Linked DNA regions of Mus musculus: region 1 is linked to region 2. The links are chromatin loops, found by intact Hi-C in ENCODE. Cell type or tissue: heart. All regions are shown on one strand. Each heading gives the region's core, and the rest is flanking DNA. Links, peaks and the distances in the headings are about the cores only.

Region 1 (4,391 bases), core at 217-4,216, 160 kb after region 2:
CCCAGAGGTCAGCCAGGAGGCTGAGGCACAGGGATCAGGAGAGCAAGGTCAGCCTTGGTTACACAGTGAGATGGGTCTCAACAAAACACTTTTTGAAATAATGAAAATAAAAAATACAGCTAAAAATAAAAATACAAGAATATTCCCCAGTGGCAACCAGCAATGAGCCAGCACTCAGAAGGTGGCTTCTAAATACGATTCCTCTCTAATAACAGGAACCAGGAATTTTTGGAGAAATGACTGATTCTTATACTTGAGCAAGGAAAAATGAGAGAGAAACCCAGAGTATCCTATAGTGCATGAGAGCAAGGAGGAGCTTAAGAAGTGAAAGGATGCCTAATTAAAAAGTAAAACAAGCAACAACCCCCAAAATACCCCACCCAAACCCAAATCAACAACAAAAACCAGAACAAAAATAACCCTAAAAATCCCTTTAAAAAGCTGGAACAAAGCCAGGCGTGGTGATGCAGGCCTTTAATCCCAGCACTTGGGAGGCAGAGGCAGGTGGATTTCTGAGTTCAAGGCCAGCCTGGTCTACAGAGTGAGTTCCAGGACAGCCAGGGCTACAGAGAGAAATCCTGTTTCAAAAAACAAACAAAAACAAAAACAAAACAACAACAAAAAAAGAAAGCTGGAACAATTTGAACTATGGAATCAATGAGAGTATGGGCTGTAATCTAAACTGTAGAATACCTATGCATGAGTTTACACTGATATCAATAATTTGAATAACTAAATAAAGGGGAAAAATTAAATGTTTATATTCCTTCCAGGAAGCAGAACTTAAGGGCAGCCATTTTCTTTTTTCTTTTTCTTTTTTTTTTTTTTAAGATTTATTTATTTGTTATATGTAAGTACACTGTAGCTATCCTCAGATACTACAGAAGAGGGCATCAGATTTCGTTACAGATGGTTGTGAGCCACCATGTGGTTTGCTGGGATTTGAACTCGGGACCTTCGGAAGAGCAGGCGGTGCTCTTAACCACTGAACCATCTTGTCAGCCCCGGGCTGCCATTTTCTAACTCTAGGGGCAGGGTGGAGTTTGAGAATTAGAAGAACATGGTATGGAGCTGCCAGGCTCAGGGGCAAAGACCTGGGCTGTGGATCCAGCAATGGGGAGGTAGAGGCAAGAAGAACAGGAGTTCAAGGTCCTCCCTGCTACCTAGAGAGGTGGAGTCCAGCTTGTGGAACATAGACTCTGAAAAACAAAACCAAACCGGACCAAAAGAAAAAGGAGGAGGAGGAGGAAGAGGAGGAGGAGGAGGAGGAGGATCACTACCACCAAACCAAAACCAACAACAACTACCACCAATCAACCAAAACAACAACAACAACAACAACAACAACAACAAAGATGTGCTACCAAAAAGGACAACGGGCCAGGCGGTGGTGGCAAACACCTTTAATCCCAGCACTTGGGAGGCAGAGGCAGAGGCAGGAGGATTTCTGAGCTGGGGGCCAGCCTGGTCTACAAAGTAAGTTCCAGGATAGCCAAGGATACACAGAGAAACCTTGTCTCGAAAAACAAAACAAACCAACCAAACAACAACAACAACAAAAAAAAACCCAAAAAGGACAACGGATGAGAGGGAGCCAGAGGGAGAGACAAAGGGAGCACGTGTGGCTAGAGTAACCAGGATAGTGCCCAGAGCCCTGGCAAATATCACCACGTGATCAAGGTTAAACATCGCCTACGAGAGCGGTGAGCAACTAGTGCCCCTAATAAGATGTGAGGAGGAGAGTACTTCCTGCCATTCTCCCAGGGAGGCAGAGGCAAGAGGATTGCTTGGACCAGCAGATGCCAATATTGCTGGGATTGACTGGGATTGGTCATTCAAACACTTCAAAATTACTCGCTGCGAAGGGAGAGTGGGAAAGTAACAGACCTATAAGATTAAAGGCAATGGAAACCTATCATTCGGGTTGAAAGTAGCCTGCTTGGGAAATCTGCCGGCTAGTTCGCATTTCCCCACGTTTCTTAGACTTCATTTTAATGGTGTGTGTGTGTGTGTCATCGTGGTTGTTCTGAGACTTGAAACCATGGTTTCCAGCAAGGGAGCAATTAATTCATTTTGCCAAGAGCTACCTCTCCACCTGAGAGGTACCCCAGTTCTGGCTGCATAATTTTTATGTAATTACTTCAGTGAGATTGTACGGGTAGATGTAAGGGGGTCTAGAGCAAGTACCTGCCTAACTCAAACTGAAGGTTGGGTCTCCGGACTTTAACATGAGGGAAGCCACAGAAGTCTATGTAGCAAGGGTGTGGACAGATTACTCAGTGACTCAGCCAGTCACACAGTCGTAACTTCCCGATGTCTCCAGCTTGCTCCTCCCCCACCCAGCCCTTTCAGCTGACATAAATTGCGTCACAAGCACCCAGTAGGGCGCGGTCAAATTCCCCAGTAAATCTTTGTATTCCAGAGGCCTTGGGCAGGATCTGGGATTAGAAGTTAGCCTGGGCTGCATGGGAAGCTGGAGACCTATACCGAGACTCTGTCTCGAAAAGGCAAATCAAACCAGCGTGGTGGTGCATGCCTGACTCATGATCCCAGCAATCAGCAGGCTGAAGCTGGAAGAATCAACGCAAGTTCGAGGCCAGCCTGGGCTACACAGTGAGTTGAGGCCAATCTGGGCTACATAAGTGTAGCCTATCTCAAAACACACACACACACACACACACACACACACACACACACACACACACACACACACACACACACACAAATCAAACTCTAGAACTAAACAAAAAACCCCACCAAACTAAACAAGACAAGAGAGGTTCGCCTCGTGGCCCACCTCCCCAATCTCTTCCTCAGCCTGTTTCAGCCTTCTTTAGAAGCTCTTAGTAGCCACACCCACTAAAGGAGACTGGCGGGAGATTCCTAGGCTGGGAGTAGTTGGGCGGAGCCTTTTGTAAAACCTTGCAAAGCCTTGCTCACCCGTGGTCTCTAGCCCCTCCCACCCCAGTGAGAAGAAGCCAACCTATTGGCGGGGAAAGGAGATTCTGGAACAGAAGAGGAAGAGGGGTCTTCAAGAAGCAGGCAAGCTTTCGTGCCATCAAGAGAATTGCCAAGTTGTCTTCCACGGGACCGTCACGGAGTCACAAATATGTCCAGGTCAGAAGCCCGAGGGGTGGCGGGAATGGAGCGGGGTTTGAGATAGGAGATATGAGAAGAGAGGTGTTGGTGTGTAATTTCTAGTAATAGTAGTAGCGGAGTTCAATGATCAGATTGATTAGATCTCCTCATCGCTCACTAGAAGCAGTTTTCTGTGTCCATATCTTTTATCCCTTCGTGGAAAAGCAAATGGCTCATGTTACTAAACAACGCTTGGCGCCGGACCCTGTAGGTATAGCTTTGTTCTGTCCCCACAGCATCTCTGTGTTAATATTCTTGTTTTATTCATTCATTTGAGGTTGGTTTTGTTTTGGTCGTTCGAGGCAGGGTGTCTCTTTGTGACCATGGTTATCCTGGCACTCACTCTGTAGACCAGGCTGGCCTTGAACTCACAGGGACCACCCTGCCTGCCTCTGGAGTACTAGGGTGACAGGTAAGCACCGTCATGCATGCCTAGCTGGCTGGCTGGCTGTTGGTTTCAGACCCTGTGTCATGAGTCCTGCACATCTTCACTTCTTCCTGACCCTTCCCCAAATCCTGGAATTACTGGTATCTACATATAGATTCCTATTTGGGGGGCTTTAGACTCACCATCTACCATCTCTTGCTCTTGGATATTGTTGTTGTTGTTGTTGTTGTTGTTTTGAGACAGGTTTGTCTCTGTGTAGTTTTGGTTAGCCTGGAACTCAGGGAGATACTACTGGTTCTGCTGGGATTAAAAGCTTGCACTGCCACATCTGGCCTGTTTTGTTTGAGATTGTGTCTCACTACGTAGCCCTGGCTGGCTTAAACACAGGTTACACCTGCCTCTGCCATCACTCCTAGCTTGTTAATTCCTTTTTTTTTTTTTTTTTGATTTTTCGAGACAGGGTTTCTCTGTGTATCCCTGGCTGTCCTGGAACTCACTTTGTAGACCAGGCTGGCCTCTAACTCAGAAATCCGCCTGCCTCTGCCTCCCAAGTGCTGGGATTAAAGGCGTGTGCCACCACTGCCCGGCTAAATTTTATTTTATGTGTGTGAGAATTTTTACATGAATGTATCTTTGTACCACTGTGTGCCTGGTAACAGTGGAGACCAGAAGTGGGCATTGGATGTCCTGAAACTGGAGGTTTTTCAGCTACCATGTGAGTGCTGAGACTCAAACCCTGGCTCTCTGGAAGAGCAGCCACTGCTCTTAACCACTGAGCAATCTTTCTAGCCCCTAGACATTGTTTTAAATGCCAAAACCCCAGATTATTTGTTTGTTGTTATTTTTTGTTTTGTTTTGTATTGAG
Region 2 (4,391 bases), core at 210-4,209:
GCAGGGGACTGAGAAAAGCAACTTGTGAGAGAAAGGGTTTATTTTGGCTTAAAGTTCCAGGGTTTGGCCCATCATAGTGAAGCTATGGAAGCAGCCTGAGACAGGTGGTCACATCATAGCCACCAGAAGCAGAGAGCAATGAATGCACGGTCAGGGTCCCAGCCAGGGAATGGGGTCGCCCTTGGTGGACGACAGGTCTTCCCATGTCAGTTAACCTGACCTCTAGCTGGTCTCTCACAGTCTCCTAGGCGATTCTAGATCTTATCGAACTGACAATTGAGATTAACTATCACAAGTGTTCATTGTTCATTGTGACATTTTTCACCATTACCAGACAACCCAAGAGTTCAATGAGAGATGACTGGGTAAGCAATATATATATATAAATATTGTTTAGCCATAAAAAGGAAGACATTTTTTGTTTTACACCATGTCACACCATAGACGAACCTTGCAGACATGTATGTTAAGTGAAATAAGGCATATAAGAAAGGAAAAAGACTGCATGTTTTCACAAATAGGAAATATTACTGTCTGTGTATATAGCTTAGTGGTAGAGTGTCTGTCCTTGGTGCATCAGGCCCTAACTTCAATCCCCAGTACTGCCTAAAATAAAATGAGTATGTAACATATTAAGACTAGTTAAATTCACAGAGGCAAAAAGAGTGGACTCAGTGCTAGACTGGAGATCATGGATAGCCATGGCTTCCTAGGTACACAGTTCTTGTTGGAGTGATGAAAACATTTTTGAAAAGAGGTTGTATAGTACTATAAATGGAGTTATTGCAGTTAAAGTGATACTTCAAAGTGTTTTAAGGGGCCAGGGTGATGGATCAGGGTGACAGCACTTGTTGCACAAGCCTGAGTGCTTTAGTTCAAATCTCCTCTTCTGGCCTCTGTGTGCACACAGGCCTGTTTCCTAGGTGATATAGTTCTACACTCCAGCACGCTACACACACACACACACACACACACACATGCACACCACACTACACACACAAACACACACACATACACACATGCACACCACACACACACATGTACACCACACTACACACACACATGCACACCACACTACACACACAAACACGCACACATACACACATGCACACCACACACACACACACACACACACACACACACACACACGACAAAATAACTTAAAAGCCGGGTATGCAGAAAGCTGGGGACAGGGATTTCAAGTCTGAGGGCAGACTTGAATCTCTAGCTCCATGGTGAGTTTGAATCCAGCCTGAGCTATGCAATGGGACCCTGTGCCAAAAAACATAAAAAAATGAGAATAAACAAACAAAAATAAAATAATAAGTACAATTTTTGTTTTTTTTTGTTTTTTAAAGATTTATTTATGCATAAGTACACTGTAGCTGACTTCAGATGCACCAGAAGAGGGCATCAGATCCCATTACAGATGGTTGTGAGCCACCATGTGGTTGCTGGGATTTGAACTCAGGACCTTCAGAAGAACATTCAGTGCTCTTACCCTCTGAGCCATCTCAGTCCTTGTTTTGTTTTTTGAGACAAGGTTTCTCTGTGTAGCTCTGTCTGTCCTGAAACTTGCTCTGTAGACCAGTCCCGAGTGCTGTGATTAAAGGTGTGCACCCCACCCCACAATGCCCAGCCAAGAATATGCTCAATTTTCACTTCTCGTTAAAGCAAACAAAACAAAAGATGGCATTCTGAAAGCACAACAGAGTAGCTCACTGGCCTAGAGTCCAAGAAGACAGAGAGGGGAACAGGTTTCTGGGGTGAAGGATCCAGGTTAACACCCCTTCTCCTTGAGTGGTTTTTACAAGTTTGTTTGTTTGTTTGTTTGTTTGTTTGTTTGTTTGTTTGTTTGTTTAGGAGACAGAATCTTATATAACCCAGGCTGGCCTCAAACTCTCTAATTGCCTGAAGATGACATTGAACCCCTGGTTCCCCTCCCTCCCCTCCAGCCCCAAGACCTGCCTGATTTATCCTGTGCTGGGATAGAAACTAGGACTTCATGCATGCCGGTGAGCACTCTACCAATCGAGCTACATCCCTAACAGAAAACATTTTTCTGTTTTAGTTAAAAGCTTTTTTTTTTCTTCTTCTGGTATTAGCGCTAAAACTCGGGGCCTTGCACATGGTAGGTAAGCGTTCTACACTCCAGCACTGAAATGGCTTTTCTTCTTTCTCCAAGCCCAGAGCATGCTGGGGACACCCTCTACCCACCGGGTCACTCCTGTCCCGTGTCACAGCCTGGCCCTGGCTTTGTAAGCAGTACCTCTTGACCTTATGCCCGATAGCTTTGACATCAGTCCTCTGTTTTTGCCATTGTTGCTCTGCTATGTTTGATTATACTTTTCCAGTCACCTTCTCTGGTCTCTACTTCAGGCTTCTGGGTCCGTGGTCTTCTGCAAGAAGAGAGGTGTATCAAAGATCATCTAGATCTTTGACGCCTGCAACTGGATGGACAGAGAGCTTGGGGGTGTAACGATGTTAAATTAACTTAGGTTGGACCTGTTGGGTTTCAGGGTCGTGAAGCAGTCACACACATTACAACTGTACACACGGATGGCTGTTTTGAAACTGACACACAGCCACTTTGGGGCTCAGGGGACTGTAGATGGGCGCCATAATCAGGTTCTGTTAGCCTCACTGCATCCTTCGCTTGAGGGCTGCCTGCCTTGGTGTATTCTCCCATAGGAGCACTAGGGGGCAGCACACAACAGTGGAAATGCCCAGAGTTGGCTCACGGACTCTGAGTTGGCATTCTGGGTGCGCACCAATCCACACGCTGTGTGAATATAGACTTTGAACTAATGTACTTTTCATAGAAGAGGGGCTCAGCTTCGGCTAAGATAGCACTTTTTTTTTTACAGGATGAACTCGGAAGCCAGAGGCTTTGGACTGTGCACAACTCTATTACTTACTGGGTTTGTGAATTTGGTTAGGCCACAGAACCTTTCCGTGCCTCTGAAATATCTGTAAAGTAGTGGGTGGCGGCACAGGAGCCTTTCCCTGATCACGGCTTCATTTTCTTTCTTTTTTTTTAATTAATTTCTTTTTTTTAAAGATTTATTTATTTATTTATTATATGTAAGTACACTGTAGCTGTCTTCAGACACTCCAGAAGAGGGAGTCAGATCTCGTGATTGGATGGTTGTGAGCCACCATGTGGTTGCTGGAATTTGAACTCCTGACCTTTGGAAGAGCAGTCGGGTGCTCTTACCCACTGAGCCATCTCACCAACCCCCACGGCTTCATTTTCTACAGTTTCAGTTACCGGTGGCCAACTATGGCATTACAGAGACATTTCAGAAACAAAGACCAGTGTAGTGCCTTACACTTGAATCCCAGAATATCCATCCAAGAGGCAGAAGCAGGCAGATTGCTGCCAGGTTGAGCCCAGTCTGGTCTTCATCATTCCCGATCAGGCAGGGTTAAATAATGAGAAGTGTCCCAGAAAATAAAACACACACACACACACAGTCAAAACAAACAAAACCAAAATAAATTCTAGAAATAAACATTCCATGAGTTGTATTTTATTTTATATATACTTTTTTTAAATGTTGGGACTGGAGCGATGATTCTGTGGTTCAGAGCACTGGTTGCTCTTGCAGAGGATTGGGGTTCAGTTCTCAGCACCCCACATGGCAGCTTACAAATATTCATAACTCCAATTCCAGGGAACTTGGTACCTTATTTTAACCTTCACAGGCACAATGCATACATGTGGAACAAATACATACATACGTGTGGGCAAAACATGCATACACATAAAACTAAATAAATAGTTTTAAGGGCTGCAGAGATGGTTTAGTAGTTACGGGCACTGGCTGCTGTTTCAGAGGACCCATGTTTAATTCCCAGGGCCCACATGACTGTTCACAACTGTAACTCCAAAGCCTTCTTCTGGCCTCTGTTGGGCATCTGTACACAGATGTACATGTATGTAAGCAAAACACCAAACACCTAAATAAAATCTAAAAAATAAAAAACATTTTTAAAGATTTTTTGTTGTTGTTGTTGTTTTTGAGACAGGGTTTCTCTGTGTAGCCCTGGCTGTCCTGGAACTCACTTTGTAGACCAGGCTGGCCTCAAACTCAGAAATCTGCCTGCCTCTGTCTCCCGAGTGCTGGGATCAAAGGTATGCGCCACCACGCCGGGCTTTAGAGATTTTTTTTTAATTAAATTGTGTGTGTGTGTGTGCGTGTGCATGTGTGAATGCAGGTGTCTGTGGAGTCTAGAAGAGAGCACTGCATACACTAGAACCTGACTTACCGCTGGTTTTGAGTCGCTAACCAGCATAGGTGCTGGGAACTGAGCTCTAGTTCTCTGCAAGGGCACTACCTCCCCTCAACCACGGAGCCATCTCTCCAGTCAATCCATACGTTTAAGTT

Evidence for each region. Peaks named below come from ENCODE experiments on the same cell type or tissue, not always from the same donor. Only the 100,000 strongest peaks of a DNase experiment are listed, where the experiment ranks them.
Region 1: it touches region 2 in a loop (1.9-fold over the local background); 1 of 42 quality-filtered maps calls a loop at or near these places.

What each region holds. Positions count from the first base shown.
Region 1 is chr4:133,351,512-133,355,902 of GRCm38, reverse strand. It overlaps a transcript of Wdtc1 not described here. Among named protein-coding and RNA genes, the nearest start is that of Wdtc1, 14 kb to the right of the region's middle. In heart, for the core only: no CTCF peak of the experiment used is centred there; a DNase peak (open chromatin) is centred at 2,382.
Region 2 is chr4:133,511,525-133,515,915 of GRCm38, reverse strand. Gm42323 (predicted gene, 42323) reads left to right here. Exons shown (of 3, transcript NM_001378703.1): 3 at 1,864-3,042. The coding sequence ends at 1,992. Among named protein-coding and RNA genes, the nearest start is that of Kdf1, 5.2 kb to the left of the region's middle. In heart, for the core only: a CTCF peak has its summit at 2,694 (motif pointing right); a DNase peak (open chromatin) is centred at 2,715.